Regions from separate parts of the Mus musculus genome. Here region 1 is linked to region 2. Evidence: chromatin loops called from intact Hi-C (ENCODE). Cell type or tissue: gastrocnemius. All regions are shown on one strand. Each heading gives the region's core, and the rest is flanking DNA. Links, peaks and the distances in the headings are about the cores only.

The links. Hi-C counts contacts between places; a loop is a spot of excess contacts. Peaks named below come from ENCODE experiments on the same cell type or tissue, not always from the same donor. Only the 100,000 strongest peaks of a DNase experiment are listed, where the experiment ranks them.
Region 1: a loop joins it to region 2, with 2.0 times the contacts of the local background. A loop is called at or near these places in 4 of 42 quality-filtered maps.

Annotation. Positions count from the first base shown.
Region 1 is chr5:66,069,847-66,079,748 of GRCm38, reverse strand. The region is part of intron 3 of Rbm47 (RNA binding motif protein 47); the gene reads left to right. Among named protein-coding and RNA genes, the nearest start is that of Gm40310, 64 kb to the right of the region's middle. In gastrocnemius, for the core only: no CTCF peak of the experiment used is centred there; no DNase peak of the experiment used is centred there; H3K4me3 peaks cover 236 bases; H3K27ac peaks cover 1,680 bases.
Region 2 is chr5:65,956,476-65,964,475 of GRCm38, reverse strand. It overlaps a transcript of Chrna9 not described here. Among named protein-coding and RNA genes, the nearest start is that of Chrna9, 6.6 kb to the left of the region's middle. In gastrocnemius, for the core only: CTCF peaks have their summits at 4,542 (motif pointing left) and 5,675 (motif pointing right); a DNase peak (open chromatin) is centred at 5,676; H3K27ac peaks cover 2,114 bases.

The DNA of each region.
Region 1 (9,902 bases), core at 1,054-9,053, 110 kb before region 2:
GACTTGACTGTTTCTTATTCCCCTTAGGATTTCAAAACTAGCTGGGCATGGTGGTGCATGCCTTTACTGCCTTCATGGGCCGTCCCCCAAGTTCAAGGCCAGTCTGGTCTATACAGAGCAAGTTCCAGGACAACCGAGGCTATACAGAGAAACCCTGTTTTTTCAAAACATTGGCCTGTCACAAAGGTGCACAGGATTGCACAACACGTGCAGTTAGACCATCTGAAGTTCCCTCTAAGTCCAAAATAGAGACCTTGGGTCAGAGGAGGACTCTGTGTACTCACACCAGACTCTCTGAAGGAGGTAGTTAATATTCGTCAAATCTGAAATGTGATGGGGGAGCAGAAAGGCTCTGGGAAAGGGGTCTTCTGTTCCTAGAGACTTTGAGCTCTTGTCTCATGGAGAAGTGGCTTCCTTTCAATTTTTCTAGATCTCAGTCCCCCAGATAGATGTGTGGGTATAAGATCACCAGAGGTTATTTTACACCCCATTAGGGGTGTTTACTGTTTTACCACAGTTTGTTGATTGACAAATTTTGCTTTTATTAAATGGGGTGAGAGTGCTTTTATGTCAAGTTGGCTATGAGGAGCTGCTCTCTCTACAAAAGATTGGTAGTGTTTGGATTTTTCTTTTGTTTGTTTTGTTCTTTTGAGACAGTCTCTGTAGCTGAGGCTGACCTTGAACTCCTACCTCAGCCTCTGGTCTATACAGAGCAAGTTCCAGGACAATTGTAGGTATGTGCCTCCAAGCGGGGCTTCTACCTTTCTTTTATAAGTGTTATCTCGCTGTATATATCTATGGCTCGCTTGGAGTTTACTGTATAGATTAGACTGGCCCCGAACTCACGGAGACCCACCTGCCTCTGCCTCTGAAATGATGGGATTAAAGGTGTGTGATACCACACCCATCAGTTTGTTTGTTTTGAACGAGCTCCAGTTGGCCTAGAAATGGCTGGGCAGCCTAGGCTCACTTCCAACTCCATTGACCCTCCCTCCTAAGCTTCCCAAGTACTGGGATTGTAGGAATGAGTAACCAACCACCTTTTGATTGTATTTAGTCCCACCCCATGAGATGGAACCCACACCACACACTGGAAAAGTAGTTAAGAACCTGAGACTAGATAGGTCAAGGTCACTAGGGGGAAGCCTACAGTTATTCTGCTAAGGGAACATAGCACCCAGTGGTGTGTTGCTATATCTGTAGATCAGAACATCATTAAACCCTCACCACTTAATATTGTCTGTTATCGTTCACTAACATTTCTGGGTTGTCAGACCTATCCATCCCTCCACTTATCCATCCATCTATCTATCCATCTGTCCATCCACCCATCCTTTAACTGTTTATTAAAAGCTCATTCTGGGATGTGTTCTCATCTCTCAGTTCTTTTTATGGCATTGTTTTGAGGGAGGGTCTCACTGTGTGCACAGGCTGGCTTTGAACCTGTGGCAGTCTTCCTCAGTCCCCAATTCAGGGACTCCAGGTGTTTGCCCTTTGCCTGGTTCCATTTTTCAGTTCTTCAACATTACTTCTTGTGCTTCCTCCTCCCAGTCCTGCGTTAACAATTATCTGTCATCATAGTCCAGCTTTGGCTGGCATGGATCTTAATAAATACGGAGTCTTGCAGTCTATACACTTCTGGTGTTACTCTCTTGGCGCTTATATCTGTGATATTTGCCCAGGCTCTAATTTATTAGCTCCTTTGCTGCCTAGTTTTGCTTTGTAGGAATAGACCACATTTTAAAAAAAAAAATTATTTCAGGAGTTAAAACTATGAGCGTGAGCTTAAAAAAAGTCATGCCTCCGTGTGTCAGCTCTTCACAAAGTTGGGTGACCTCACAAAGGGTGGGATAGAAATGTTATCACCTGAGAGGGCAGAGGGAGGACCACTTTGAGGGAGTGTGTTTGCTAAGCACTCTGCGTGAGCCATTTATTTAACGGAAGCAGTTGTCTCAGGAGCAACTGCAGCTGTCTTGTATGAGGAGCCCGGCCCGAGAAGCTTTGCCAGGTTACAGTGGAGCCTGACTCAAGGTGAAAAGCATTTACCACACTAGGGAGCAATCTTGTTCTAGAGAAGGCTGTTGGGGCTCTGCCACCGCGATTTCCTAAGAGTCTCTCCCTCACTCGTTTCAGTGCTAACAGTTGAATCAGGGCTTCCTTCGTGCTTGGCAAGGGACGGCTTCTGAGCTGTACACCCCAGCCCCAGTCAGCCTTACAGAGTACCGGGAAGAGGCGATCCTCTGTTAGAAAGCCAGCCATTGGCTTGAGCTTTCTCTCTTTTGTAATTCATCTGTTTTGAAGATAAGACTTTCTGGGCTCTAACTTGTTTGTTTTACTTATGATTTTTTTCTTTGAGATTTTTTTTTTTTACTGTATTCATTTATTTCGGGGGGGGGGGGGGGGCAGACACATGCCCCAGCACCTGTGTGTGTAAAGCTCAGAGGGCAATTTGAATAGGTTCACTTCTTCCTCCACAGGGGTCCAAGGACTTGATCTCAGGGTTGACTGAGTCATGTCACCAGCCCTTGCTCGAAACTGATTCTTCCTCACTAACTACAGAGATTCTCAGCCCCGTATTCAGCAGCCTTCAAGTTTTTTCCTAAGTTCAAGCTTTGCTATGCTTGGATAAAGAATAACTGTCATCGTAAGAGAGCTAAGTGAATTAAGGCTGAGTTACTGATTTCCTGGGAGTCAAAGGTCCCTGTTTTAAATAGAACCAGAGGAAGTCCTTACAACGGGGCTCAGGCTCAAGGGGACACCTTGGGAAGAGGAGTTCAGGGAAAGGAACGTTCTGGGGAAAAAAGCTGCACGTCTTGTCCAGAAGGTCCCTTCTCGGAATAATAAAAGACAGCGTGTGTCTTCACAGTACTTCCTCCTAGCTGTGAATGAGAGGGACTCTGTTCTAAACTTGGCCTTGGTGTGTGACGGAGCTGTGTGTGTGAGATCTTGTCAGTGAGGCCCGATGGCTGCATGGTCCACTCTCTCCCCAGGGGCATCCGTGAAACTACCCTGAGAGTGTCTCAACTGAATATCTCACATCGCTTCTAGAAAGAGCAAGGGTTCCTGCTTTCTGTGCAGTCAGAGTTCGTTTTCCTCACTACTGGTAGAGAGCCTTTCATAGGACACTACTTTAAAAAAAAAAATCACCAGCTGGCCTTGAATATCTTTAACTTTATGGACAACCACAGCGGCAACATCTTGTAATTGTACAGTTAAAAAGAAAAGAAAAAAGAAAAGAACCCACCCCCACCCCCCCACTTTCTTGGCCTGGAGAGATTGGTCAGTGGTTCTTTTCCCGAGTTTAGTTGGTACCCTTTCATGGGTGCTCACCACAACCTGTAGTGCCAGCTCCAGGGCATCCTCTTCTGGCCTCCGTAGGCACCTTGACACTGGTGCAACCCCCACACCCCCAACACACCTGTAAACACAATTTATAATTCAACACATCTTTTAAAAAACTCCTTTCTCAAATAAACTCCATGTCTACCATTAGCTTTAGTCTTGCGATGTTAAATGAGAACGTTGAAATAAACGATATGACCACCTATCTGGCTAGGAGAAGAGCTGACGTGTGGACTTTCCGCCTCCGTGGACCCAGCTCTTCTCTCTCTGGCCCCACTCCTGCCACCCGCACAGTGTGTGGTGACCTGTGTCAGCATTACCTTTGGTCTACGGGGGCCTCTCAGAACACAGACTTCATGGTGTGCCTTCCATGTGTGAGACACTGCACCAAGTGCGTTAGGGGTTCACCCCTAGCCCCCACACAACTCTGCTAGCTCGGAATCCTTCACCCTTCTCACTGAAGGGAACCAAGGCTCGGAGCAGTCGGATGATCTGCATAAAGCCATATATTTGCCATGTTCACCCTGTCAGCTGCCTGCCACAGGTCTGAAGAAAGCCCTGCCTTTCCCCTATCTTCATCACAGTGGAGCTCAATGCAAGGGGCCTTAAACAATTTCTTTTCCTCCTAAGTCTTGACTTTTATCCACACCATGCCCCCTGATGGATAGATGTTGTCTTTGTAACTAGACATAGATGTGGGTTAGATTCGATTTTTAACTTAGCCTTTAACTTTCAGAGCCGAAGGAAAACCAGGGTTAGGGGCTAGGAGGTCAGTGGGCCTGCTTGGTAGGCTTGGCAGGGACCTCTTTGCGGGGAACCCTGGAATAGAGGTGGCTTCCTTGGGCAGAAAATTGGTCAGATGACTCTCAAGCACACAGAGATGTGTGTGTGTGTGTGTGTGTGTGTGTGTGTACACGATCGCTCACGCATGTGCCTGTGTGGAGAAGGTATGGCAACAGGCATTTATGGAGGCAGAAGCAGGAAGCTGCCTGCTCGTGTTCCTCATACAGGAAGCAGAGTAAAAGGACAGGAAGTGGGGCCCGGCTATAAAACCTCAAAGCCAGGCTGAAGAGTACTTAAGAGCACATGCTGTTCTTGCAGGGGACTTTGCACCATACAGCAGTTAAGTGTGTACAGCCCCAGTTCCGGGGGATCCGGCACCCTTTCCATTCTCTACAGACACTAGGTGCTCTCATGGTATGCCTACATATCCAGGCAAAACACTCATATAAACAGATCAGAGGGACAATCTAGGGGGCAACCTCAAAGCTCACCCCACAGTGACACACTTCCTCTTTAAAGTTTCACAGTCTTCTTGAGACAGGGCTGCCAACTAGGAAGTGAGTGTTCCAACACAGGAACCTACCGGCGCGTTTTTAATTCAAACCACCATACAGGGCTTCTGGGTCTTTGCTGAAAATGCTAGGCTTTGTAGAGCTATGAGCCCCGGGAATCCTCCTGTCTCTACTTCTCCAGCAGAAGGATTACAAATCTACTCCACCTTGAACATGGGTGCTGGAGGTGAACACTTAAGCTCACGGAAGTTCAGCAGCATTTTACAAACCTGTCATGCCTTGTTTTGTTTTAAAGATTTATTTATTCATAGGCATGATTGTTTTGCCTGCATGAATTTCTGTGCACTACGTTTATGCTTGGTACCCAAGGAGGCCAGAGAGAGGCCATCAGAGTCTCTGGAACTGAAGTGACAGATGGTTGTGAACTGCAGTAGAGATGATGAACACAGACTCTGTAAGAGCCCTTAGAGCCAGCGGCCAACGCACTTATTGTTGAGCCATCTCTCCGGCCCCTTGTTTTGTTATTCTGAGACAAGCTTTTGCTACATATCTCTGGCTGCCTATGTAATTGAGGCTGACCTTGAACTTGTGACAATCCCACCTCTTTCTGCCTCTGAAAGCTGGCATTGCAGGTGTACACTACCACACCTGATTGCCAAGAAGAGTTCTTTTGCTCTCAGTATTCTTGGCAAAGGAAACTGCGGAGGTGCATCCAGATTGTTACTGACGTGGCTCTGTGGGCCGTTGTTCTCCTGCCTGGGAGAACAAGAGAAGTGAAATCAAGGGGTACCCAAATCAAGGGGTGCCCAGAATGCTTTCCAAGCTTTCAGGCAACCAGACAGATACCTTGGATGTCCATAGGGTCTAACAGCCATCACCCCAAGGATGGCCTCCTGCGTCCCTACTCTGGATTTCATATTGAAAGAGCTAATTAGCAGCTGGGCCCTTTCCCTGCTAGCACAGTGGCCTGTGTGTTTGCCGCTAGGTATGCCAACCCCAGGTGGGTTTTGAGCATCATTGCTGAGGCACTGTTTGGTGTGTCAGAGCGCACTGGCCTATTTCTGCTGGCCTTCCTTTCCAGCAGGATTCCTAAACGGAACTTTGTACCACAAATGAACCTGGACTCCTACCTGCTGAGGAGTTCAAGAGACTGAACCGTGTCCCGTGCAGCTTCCCCTCATTTAAGGATTGTGAAACCCCAATGGGTTTAAATCGATCATTGTTTAAACGACTGTCCTCTCTGTGTCCGCTCGCTGCGTATGCAAACTCTGGAAGAAACCAAACAAAGATCTCATTCTGCTTCTCCTCCAGCAATGACTTTTTACTGTAAGAACATAGGAAACACCTGCTTGCTCATGGTTTCGTTGTTTAATACAGAATCTCCCTCGCTCTGTAACTCAAGAACTAACTTATAGATATAGCCCAGGATGGCTCCAAACTCACAATCCTTAGCCTCCCCAGTGTTAGGGTTATGGAGTTGTTTATCTTTCATTATTTGTTAAGAAAATTAGAGCAGCTTGACTACATTTTCTGCTGCTATTTGATACGTTACTCTAAGAAAGCAATAAATAGCCCCTCACGAAGACAGCAGGCCCAAGGATGTCCTCTTGGGACTAGCATCCCACTTCTTGAGTGGTAAGGACTGTTTGTGCTGCATAAGAATCTGAATGTAGAAACGGGCAGGGAGTGGATGCTGTTGAAGGAACACATACCTGGGTGAGGGACCCGATTCACCTGGACTTCCGTGTGATTTAGAGAACCCTCTATTCCATTCTTGCCTGCTCTCTGAGCTGGTGTGCTGGCTACACTTCTCAGGAGCACTCTTGTTTGTGCCGTAGGAAAAAATAAAGAGATTTGTCTTGTTTTAAGTAGGAAACAGATTTGGAAAGTGTATTTTTATTAGAGAAATTAGATATTTGGAGATGCTGGCTTATGAATGGTAGTGGGACATATTTTTCTCACCCTCTTCCCTTTAGACGGGGTCTCACTATCTATGTAGCCCAGGCTTACCTCTCAACTCACAGATCCACCTGCTTCTGCCTCCTGAGTGTTGGAAATAAAGGTGTGTGTCACCACACCCAGAAGTGCAGTATCGTTTAAAAATAGAGTTTTAGCCAGGCTTTGGCTTCATGCCTCTAATCCTAGCGCTTGGGATACAGAAGTGGTTACTATAAGATCAAGGCTAGCTTGGGCTAAAAAGTGAGACTCTGCCTCAAGAAAACAGACAAGAGAGAAAGACAGGGGAAAGGGAGGAAATTTTATTTCATTTTTTAAAAAAGATTTATTTATTATTACACATAAGTTCACTATAGCTGACTTCAGGCGTACCAGAAGAGGGTGGCCAGATCTCATTATGGGTGGTTGTGAGCCACCATGTGGTTGCTGGGATTTGAACTCAGGACCTTCGGAAGAGCAGTCAGTGCTCTTACCCGCTGAGTCATCTCACCAGCCCTTATTTTATTCTTAAATACAAAAACAGAAATCATTTTTAGAGAACTGTTTTCATTTTCACAGTTTTCATTTAGAAATAAGCACTCATTGCTCGTTCCTAATCAGAGTCTTTGGTAAAGAATTTACTGTTGACAATTCAAAAAACGATCTATTTTTGAATCAGTCATATAAAAATTGTGATCAGTGGGTTTAGAGAGATAAAGAACACTGATTGCTCTTAACAAAGGACCCAGGTTCGATTCCCACCACCTACATGGTGGCTCACAAGTCTTTGTTTCAGGGGATCTAATGATATTCTGCCATCTGTGGATAATAGGCACACAAATGATATTCATAGGCACCCACACAGACACAGAAAATAAAAATAAATCAATCTTTAAGAAGATTAAGGATTTGAGTGAAATGTGTACCAGTTAAATGAATCTCAATATTTTGGGTGGGGGAAGATTTTCAAAACAACTCATTTAGTAATCTAATCCTATTAATTTGTTATGGGTTTGATTTGTTTGTTTCTGTCAGTTTTGTTTTATTTTGAGACAAGATCTCACCATGGAGTCCTGGGTGGTCTAGACTCTCTTTGTAGATCAGGCTAACCTCCAACCCAGAGAAACCTGCCCACCTCTTCTGCCCAAGCACTGGCTTGTACCACCACGCCCCGCCCAATTTGACTTCCCACCCAGTTTGATTTCTGCCAAGACCTTATCGCAAAATTGGAGGGAGCGAAGCAGAGGAGGGAGTGTTAACAGTCTTAATTCGCTAAGGAAAACATGTGGGTTACAACTGAAGGGAGGAACTTGCCACAAGTAACCTATTTCCCACCGCAGATGAGTTCAGTTTGTTTGGTTTTTTTTCTCTATGTCTTGCCACCTTGCACATGTGGACTCTGTATGGACAGTGGACGTGAGGCAGTGAGTGTCGAAACCTTAAAAATGGGGGCTGGAGGGAGAGATGGCTTCAACAGCTAAGAACAAAGAATCCTGGTTTAATCCCAGCACCCATATGGCAGATGAAAACCAGGTTAGAGGTATCTTGACACCCACTTTTGACCTCTGTGGACACCAGGCAGGAAAGTGGTGCACACAGATAAAAATAAAACAAAAAAATATGAAATTAAGTGAGAAAAGACTGCCAGTGCTCGACCCGAGAATTTATTATGGGGTGTGTTCTTTTTTTTTTTTTTTTACGATTTATTTATTTATTATATGTAAGTACACTGTAGCTGTCTTCAGACACTCCAGAAGAGGGAGTCAGATCTCGTTACGGATGGTTGTGAGCCACCATGTGGTTGCTGGGATTTGAACTCGGGACCTTTGGAAGAGCAGTCAGGTGCTTTTACCCACTGAGCCATCTCGCCAGCCCCTGGGGGGTATGTTCTAAGGACAATGTGAAATCAAAGACCATCTTTAGAGAATCTGAACACCTGAATTCCTATCCATCACAAGATGGATCACAGGTGTGCAGTTTTCAAAGTTCCCTGGTTCCACCTCTTTCTAGAGTTTCTAGATGTCCAAGCTCCTTTGTAAAATCAAGAAACTTAACTTTCAATCTGCTTGAGATCAAGGAACTTGTCTCCCAACAACTCCCAGATGAGTGTGTGTGTGTGTGTGTGTGTGTGTGTGTGTGTGTGTGTGTGTGTGTGTGTGTGTAAGAGAGAGAGAGAGAGAGAACATTTCATTTTGTCTTTTGAGTTCTATGGCTAACACAATTTCCAGTATATTCACATACGTATACATACATACATACATACATACATACATACATACATACATACATACATACATATTATTTAAGTAAAATTTCCAGCATTATTAAAATACTCCTGCTTGCAAACCTATAAGACAGTCAGTAAGCACCAAGCTAAAGGATAGGGGAGATTTGTGACTCTAGGTGGAATTTTATTATCATTATTATTGTAGCATTGATTTATTTTATTTGCATGGATGTTTTGCCTGCCTGTATGTCTGGACCACATGCATGTCTGTCCCCTTGGAAGTCAGAAGAGGGTATCAGGACCCCTAGAACAAATTATAGATGGTTGTGAACTGTCAGGTGGGTGCCAGAAATAGAACTTGGGTCCTCTGGAAGGACAGCTCCTACTCTTAACTGCTGAGTCATCTCTCCCACCCAGGGGGAAGACTTTTGACCACCTAGTTGTAGCTCACTGGTGGGAATATTCAAATCCCCGAATTCTCTTTAGCTCTTCTAGGCTGATACTATTATTCACTACTGCCCTGGGCTCTCCCTTCCTGCCAAGGCAGACCGGTAAGTCACTGCTCACCTAGTAAGGTCAGTGACCTTAGGTCTGTGACCACCTTTGGGGAAAGACTCCCCCAACCTAGAAAGAGCCACGTTACTGTATTATTTTTGCTCTTTCCTCCCTGGTTTCTAGTTATTTATAGTTCATATTTCAACAATTGATGAGAGAAGAAGAGGGAAATTCTAGATATTAGTCACTGGCTCCAAATCTATGATCAAATGTGTGTCCGAATCCAACCCTTGTCAAGGTCTGCACGATCAGAGGTTCTTACTCAGGTGCAGCCATTGGCTTCTCTCTACTCTCTCCACCAGCCAGCCACTTGGAGAAGCACGGCCTTAGCTGAGTCAAACATTTCTTAGCAACGCAGGGGGCGGGGTTGGGGGTGGGGTTCCGTTCACTTCCTCCTTGTGCTTGGCTTCCCCTCAATTCAGAGCGGGCTTGATTCGTCCAGTGAAGTTCTGTACTCCTTTCTCTGGACAAAGCAGCAAGGACATATCAGATTTGCCGTGGGAAATGTGTCGACGTGGTTAGGGTACAACAGGTGGCGTGCCCAACAT
Region 2 (8,000 bases), core at 1-8,000:
AACTTAGAGCAGAGTGCTTGGTCTCTTCATGCCTCCATTTCTTCATTTATAAAATGGGGGTGATTTTAACATTGGCTACCTCTTAGAGGTTTTTTTGAGGAATAAGTGAGTTACTTCATAGTGTTCTAAAAACACTACTTGATTATAAAACTGTTAAATAAGTAAAAAATTACTGGGGAAAGTGCATTCTAATATAAAAATATATAATAATATATTTATATGTATAAGCTAGAGCTAAAATATGTATTATTTATTTATTTATTTATTTATTTATTTATTTCTCTTTCTCTCCCTTCCAGTAAGACCTCTTCTCTCATTCCCTCTCTGGATCTCTGTCTCTGTCTCCCACCCTAAGTGTCTCAACAGACCTGGCTAGAAAACAGTTGCTTTATCTGACAATCAGCTCATACTTTGGGTGGTAGAATTTCACTCCTGCTATATTCTTGTTGTCCTTTTAAAAGAGTATTTGTAATGTGGATATATGTGTGCATGTATATGAGTGTGCATGTATATGAGTATGCATGTATGTGAGTGTACATGTGTGTGCATGTATGTGAGTGTGCATGTGGGCATGTGAGTGTGCATATGAGTTCCCCTGGAGGCCAGAAGAAGGCATTCCAGGTGCCTCGAGTGATGGGAATCGAACTGGTTTCCTGGACGAGCAGCAAGTGCTCCTAGCTGATGAGCCATCGCTCCAGGCCCTGGTTGTCATCACAATGTTACTCTTACTGTTAGCTATCAGTAGAGTTATTTATTTACTTGTGTAGTAATATTTGTGGGTGAATAAGAGATGTTGAGACAGGGTGTTATGTAGCTTCAGATCAACCTTGAGCTCCTGTGCAGACAAAGTATTACAAATGAGAGCCAGCATGGAGTAGTGTGGTCCATTTGTACGCTGTGCATTACCCAGTCTAAACCTATCATAGAGATGAGCAAACCCTTCCTGTAAAAAAACCAAAAACCTGAACAGTAAATATTTCCAGCTTTGCACCATCTGGTCTCTGTAAGAAGCGCTCCTCTGGAGGGTGTACTGTGAAAGCCGACGAATGGAGAAATGGATGAGTGTGCCTGAGCTCTGATAGGACCTTATGTACAGCCAGGCACAGTAGTTCTGATAGGACCTTATCAGGCACAGTGGCTCCTATGCCAGTGATCTCAGCATCCGGAAGGCTGAGGCAGGAGGATTGCTGGATTGCAGCAGGGGCCAGGCCAACCATGTTTCAAAAACCAAAACACACTAACGGTACTCAGGCCAAGTACACTAGGGTTCAGTGCTCCCATGAAGAAGGGACATTGCCTACAGGAAGAAAAGAGTTTCGGTACACACACACACTCACACACACACTCACACACAGTCACACTCACACACAGTCACACTCACACACACAGTCACTCTCTCTCACACACACACACCAGCATGGACGGGTACAAGGGTGAAGATGCACACCATCTTCTACACAGGCTCCATACATAGGAAACTTTCTAATGAAGAATTAGAAATACAAGGGGCTAAAGAGCACATGGCAGCCCCTCACCCCCACCCTGTGTGATGTGTGGAGGCTGCACAAACCTCTCTCAGCCATTAGAATGTCAGGGCAAGGAAGAAGACTGCTCCAATATTGGTTACACACCCAGCGATGTCTGGAGCTGTGTTACAGGCAGCGGTGGGGACCCCAGGAATCAGAGCCCAAAGCTGGAGCATGGAACGCCACAGCTTTACTGAGGTAGCGAGTTCCTGGGTGCTGTTCTGCTTCTAGGATTGTGATCCCCTTCCAGCCATCCTCCAGTTGTACCCCAAATCCATAGTCTGAAGGGAGCTACAGGACGGAGCCGAGCAAGATGGATGAAGGAGGGAGCCATGTTGCTTGGCACTGGTTGGAAAGCACCCTCACTGGTTGTCGAGCTGAGTGCACCTTTATTTCTTCAGTGTCTGAACAACACTCTTTTCCCACAATGCCTGGTGTTGCTAGAAGTGGGCAGTGGACTAGGAACTCCATTCTGCTGCCACCTAGCCAGGTAGGCTTGCCCAGGGCTTCTGAGCATCGAGAAGGAAAAAGTCAACTCATTTTTCTAACAGTGACCTAAACTAAGTGAAACCACATTGCCCTCTGCTCTGTTCTTTTTTTCTCTCACTTCATGAGTTGGTTGCCACTACAAAATGCTGTAGACAGCAGACATACGCAAAACTGTTTACAGAGCTAGAGGTTGGTTCATGATCAGGTTGGAGCAGGGCAGTGCTGGGGAGATGGCTGTCTTAGTTAGGGTTTCACTGCTGTGAAGAGACACCGAGACCAAGGCAACTCACATAAAGGACAACGTTTAACTGGGGCTGGCTTACAGGTTCAGAGGTTCAGTCCATTATCATCAAGGCAGGAAAAGCAAAGAGAGAGGCTTGTCCTTTGCAACCTGATCACAGAGATGATGAAAACGTATAGAATTTACTCATCTGAATAATGGCTTTGGTTTACCTACATTACTTACATGTAAATTTGGGTAAATGAGTTTGTCCAATTGGCTTGTTGATGGGGGGAAAAATTAGGTTAAAATTAAGCCATTCAAAGCTGGGCATGGTGGCGCACGCTTTTAATCCCAGCACTCGGGAGGCAGAGGCAGGCAGATTTCTGAGTTCCAGGCCTGGTCTACAGAGTGAGTTCCAGGATAGCCAGGGCTACACAGAGAAACCCTGTCTTCAAAAAAAAAACCCAAAAACAAAAATTGGCCATTATATATATAAAAGTGAAGAATTTTTATAATTTGTGAATTTGAATTGCATATTTAAGTTTATGTCAAACGCCCTTCTTTTACCTGCTAAAGCTTCCTCTTAAAGTCAACGTTGCCTGATACTCTAATTACTAATCTACTATCTTTGCTTAGATTTTTGTACTGATGCCATTTTATGGGCATTGATTATGGAAATGGTGCCATATTGTTATGACATGATTGCTTTAAACATTTGACTTAGTCTTTTTTACATTAAAACTTTCAATATTAAGTAAAAGAAAGAAGAGAACGCTAAGGGATTAAAAGTTGGGAAAGCAAGAAAAGTAAGAGCTACCTTCCTTATGATTTATAAGGTTACCAGAGGACTTTAACTTCTTCTCCTTACTTTCTTCTTCCTCCTCTTCCTTCTCTCAGCTTCTTTTTCCCACTTACACTAAGGTGATATTTAGCCTTACACCCTTAGCATACTGCTGTGCTATATTTTAACCTATGACAAAGCAAATTCCCTTGAGAATATGAACATACATTTTACTTTTCTGTATGTAGCCATGTATCTTAAATGCCCCCACCTCAAGGGCAGCCACCAAGGCCAATGCTATTAGTGCAGAATTGGGCCCAGAGGCAACTTCCCCATATCTCTGCGGACCCTCACGCAGGAGAAAGAGCCTTAGGACATAGTAGGAGTCCTGTGGTCCATGTTCAAGTCATAGGTCCATGATGTGCGTAACAACTCCTGAATTTTGTTTTTACATTTGCAGGAGTGCAAACTCACCTAAGGGGTTTATTGTGAGGATTTGAGAGAAACAGATAGATTACCAAGCACGCACTTGGCATATAGCAGGCTGTCAGCCATAGCTGATATGATGTCCCCTGCCTAAGCCGCACAGGCTCCAAGAGTCCACAAAAACTCCACTGAGTTTCCAACAAAAGAGCCAAGTTCATGAACAGACATGAGCAGGTGCTAAGGACCGCGCGTGCAGTTTCTGGGTCAGCAGAACGGCGGATACGTGATCCCCGCACACGATCTATCCAAGTGAATGATCTGCAGCAGTATCTGATGTCCATGCTTTGCCAGAAGATACACGATGTTCCCCTAAAGTCCCCTAAGGGAATAGTGTTGTGCAGGGTGAGTTCCTCTGGTTTTCCTTCACAGTCTGGGGTCTCTCCTCCCTGTGGGCGGAGAGGCTCTCCACCCTGGGAGCCTTCCAGTCGCCTCATCAGGCTGCAGGAGCCCTTGCAGATCCAATCCTTTCTCACCCACTGGTTCTACTTCCTCTTTTCACAGCAGACTGTGTGGTCACAATTGTATGATAGTTCTCTGTTGCTTTCTATTATCACCTCCCTGAGGACAGTGCAAATGTTGGGTAATTGATAAGGCTGGAGGAGACCCTCCTGCTTGTTCTGAGGACCAGTCTGCTCCACAGGCGTTAATCCATGGGGGGAAAAATAAGGAAACACAAGGGAGCAGTAGGCAAACCAAACTCCCCTGTTATTTTGTGACTAGCTCCCAATCACTCTCTTAACTGCATATTCTCTAATGTGGTGGTGTGAATGAAAATGGCCCCTTCAGACTCATCTATTTGAATGCTTAGTCACTGGGGAGCAGCACTGCTTAGAAGGATTGGGAGGTGTGTCCTTGTTGGGGTGGGTGTGGTCTTGTTGGGGGAAGTATTGGAAGAGGGCGTGGCTTTGAGATTTCAAAAGCCTAAACCAGGGTTAAGAGCACTGTCTGGTCTTCCTAGAGGTCCTGAGTTCAATTCCCAGCACCCACATGGTGGCTCAGAGCCATCTATAATGAGATCTGGTGCCCCCTTCTGGCCTGCAGGCATACATGCAGGCAGAATGCGGTATACATAATTATAAATAAGTAAATCTTGAGAGAGAGAGAGAGAGAGAGAGAGAGAGAGAGAGAGAGAGAGAGAGAGACTAGGCCCCTCACTGCCTACAGGTCCTGATGTAGGCCACTCAGCTATTTCACCATGTCTGTCAGAAGTTTTGTCCATTGTCATTATGTAAGTCAGCCCCAAATAAATGTTTCCCTTTATAAGAGTTGCCACAGTCACGGAGTCTTGCCAGGCTGCACGTCTGCCTCGCTGGGGTGCAGGGAGCGCCAGCAGAGAGCTCAGAGGAGACAAAACAGAGTCTGTAATGGGGGCCCTCAGTCTGTGTTTTCCTGGAGTGGGAAACAGCGGAGCCTGGGGCGATTGCTGTGGTTCCGTCTCCTGTGTACCCGGGGCAGCTGGCGTACCACCCAGAGTTGGGAACGGGGTCCCAGGTCTGCGCTTCCCTTTGCTCGCCAGGCTACATGGGATGCTGAGGCAGGAGGATTAATTGAGGACACAAATTCCAGACCATCGTGGGTAATGAAATGAGTTCCTATCTTGAAAAGAAGGGGGAATGAGAGGGAGAGAAATGACTCTAAAATTATATGCAGAGCTATGTACGGTGGAACACTTGTAATCCCAGCACTTGGGAGGCAGAGGCTGAGAGGCTGCTGAGCGTTGCTGGCTACTCTGTTCAATATAGAACATTCCAGGCCAGCTGGGGGTACAAGCAGACCCCTGAGCAGATGTCGCCATCAGTCTTCATCCACATCATCATCTTTACTCATTACTGAAATTCTCCCTCTTTTGCACTCCTTAGATTTTTACTTCAGGCAAATGCCTCTCTTGTCTCCCCTCCCCCGATCCTGACCCTGATAAGATTTAGTTAGTTCAATATAAACCTGGTTAGTTCACCCAATTCACCTAAAGAACTGTCTTTTTTAAAAAGTTCAGACAGTCTAGGAGTAATCTAAAAGATTCAAAGCCTATTTGTTTTAAATATAGAATGGAGATACTATTAAAAGAATCGGAAGAGATGACAAACAAACAAACCAAAACAAACCAAATTTGAGAAGTAATTCAAATTCATGGTATTCTAACAGAGCCAAGGTACTTCACCTTGCCAGCCACCAGATGTCGCTGTACACTCCCTGCAGATCTCATAAGGGAAATCGCTATTAAGCCTAAGACCTAAGAAACAGCCTAAAAAAATAAAATAAATAAAATAAAATAAAATAAAATAAAACCTGCCACCTAGTCGCTTGAAATAGTATGTCTATAGCAAGCCATCCATTTATCTAGGATTTCTGGCTAATAGTCAAATGTTTACATCAATAAAATCTCTCAATTGATTTAAGCAAAGAAATAGACTGGAGTCTATTTGTCCTAATCAATGTTTTCTAGAACATTCGTGCTTTCTCTTTCCTGCTCCTCAGCCAGATCAATGTCTACAAAAGCACGATTTTGTTAGACCAGAACAGAATGTTCCAGAAGAGCAGCAGAGGAACAATTAGTGTTCCCTGCTTTGGAGGACTGACTGTATCTCACCCACTTCTTTAAGGTGGGATTTAAATGTAGTGTGTGTGTGTGTGTGTGTATTTTATGTGTGTATGGTGTATGTGTGTGGTATATATATATGGTGTGTGTATGTATGGTGTGTGTGTATGTATGGTGTGTGTGTATGTATGGTGTGTGTGTGGTATGTATGTATGTATGTATGTATGTCCACTTTTAGGTCAGTGTGGCTTAGCAGATGCCTCTGAATTGAAATAATCTCTTCAGAAGAGAGAGGAAGACTAAGGAGACTCTGGAGACTGAAAGAATCCTTCAACATGTCTGGTAGAATAGAAACTTGGAAGGCTCTGGAAGGCTCCTTCCCAGGTTTATAAAAGCAGTAAGCAACTGCTGGGGTAGAAGACGCTGAGCATCCAACCAAGCTCCAGAGGGGTTTCTCAGGCCTGTCATGCTGTCTGCAGGCTGTGCAGTGTCCAGGCTCGCCGCCTTTATGGGTCGCCGACCTTGCTGGGATGGAATCTCCAGTGCTCTGCTGCCTTTTCGAGTCATCTCTCTTCCTTAAGAAACCCCTCACCCACACTCCTGTGAACAACCTCGGTAAAAACTCATGGTTTCACTGGATGTTACTCGGTCGTCTCTCATGGTTCCCCTCTGTACCGTGAGTAAACTTATATGTGTGTGTCGGACACGTGGAGGAAACTCACACAACAGTGGGCTCCGGGGATTGAACTCAGTCTCCAGGCTTGTCCAGTTAATGCCTTTACCCACTGAGTCATTCTGTTTCCAGCTCTAGGGTGGGGAAATACTAAGTGAAACATCTGCCTGGTAAAATGTATGACATGCTTCTGCAAAGGGCCGAACACACGTGCTGGGGTAGTTGTGCTGACCCCAAGTGTGATGACAAGTAGGCTCGCCATCATTTCTCTCACACTCTCATCCAGCCTCTACAAGACGCAGCAGCTCACCTAACACTGTCTCCCTGACCTGGCACTTTCTGCATCCATCCTGTAAGCAAGCCCTTCCTCAGTCAACAGCCTTGTGGTTGTTCGGATGAGACTCTTCTCCATAGGCTTGAACACTTTGTCCCCAGTTAGTAGAACTGTGTTGGAGAAGTGTCACCGGAGGGGGGGACTTTGAGGTTTCAAAAGACTCACACCATTCCCAGTGTCTATCTCTGTCTTCCTTGTGTATGTGGATCAAGATGTGAGTTCTCAGCTGCTGCTCTGATACCATGCCTGCTGCCACGCTCCCCGCCATGATGGTCATGAACTAGATCTACCACCTTCTGGAATCATGAGGCCCAGTTAAATGCTTTCTTCTAGAAGTTGCCTTGGTCATGGTGTCTTTTCACAGCAATAGAAAAGTAACTAAGACAACCCTTCCTTGCAAGGGCTCTTGGGAAATGGTAACAGCAGTGTTCCTTCTGTTTCTTCTCCAGTTTGCCGGAGCCAGTGTCTCTTCATGCTTTCAAAATCGCTGTTCCCAAAGTGAACCACTGGTCCTGGCCATAGAATACTTGCTAGGGCTTCATAAGCCTACAAAGAGAACCTGACAGAAACTATCCTTGCATAGCGGTTTCTCTGGGTTTCCATGGCAGTAAAGTCTCTTCTGTTTTTTTTTTTTTTTTTTTTTTTTTTTTTTTTTTTTCCCTGTCTCTTCTGGGTCTTTATGATCTTTTGATGTTGGGTTTCTCAGGATTGAGTCCCAGGCCCTCCTCTCAAAGTGCGCTCATAGAAACTCTTAGCAGTTATGAGGGGACACGCAGACAGAGGGAAGAGCATAAGAACAAACTCCAAGGTGACAGATCACTGGCATGATTTTTCAACCCTTGATGGTAGCACTTTAAAAACTAATTTTATACCATTATTTCTACAATTATGATAGGTGGTATCTTCTCTCAGCCTTTTATGATGTCTCATTCATTTAAGGTTCAATGTGCAC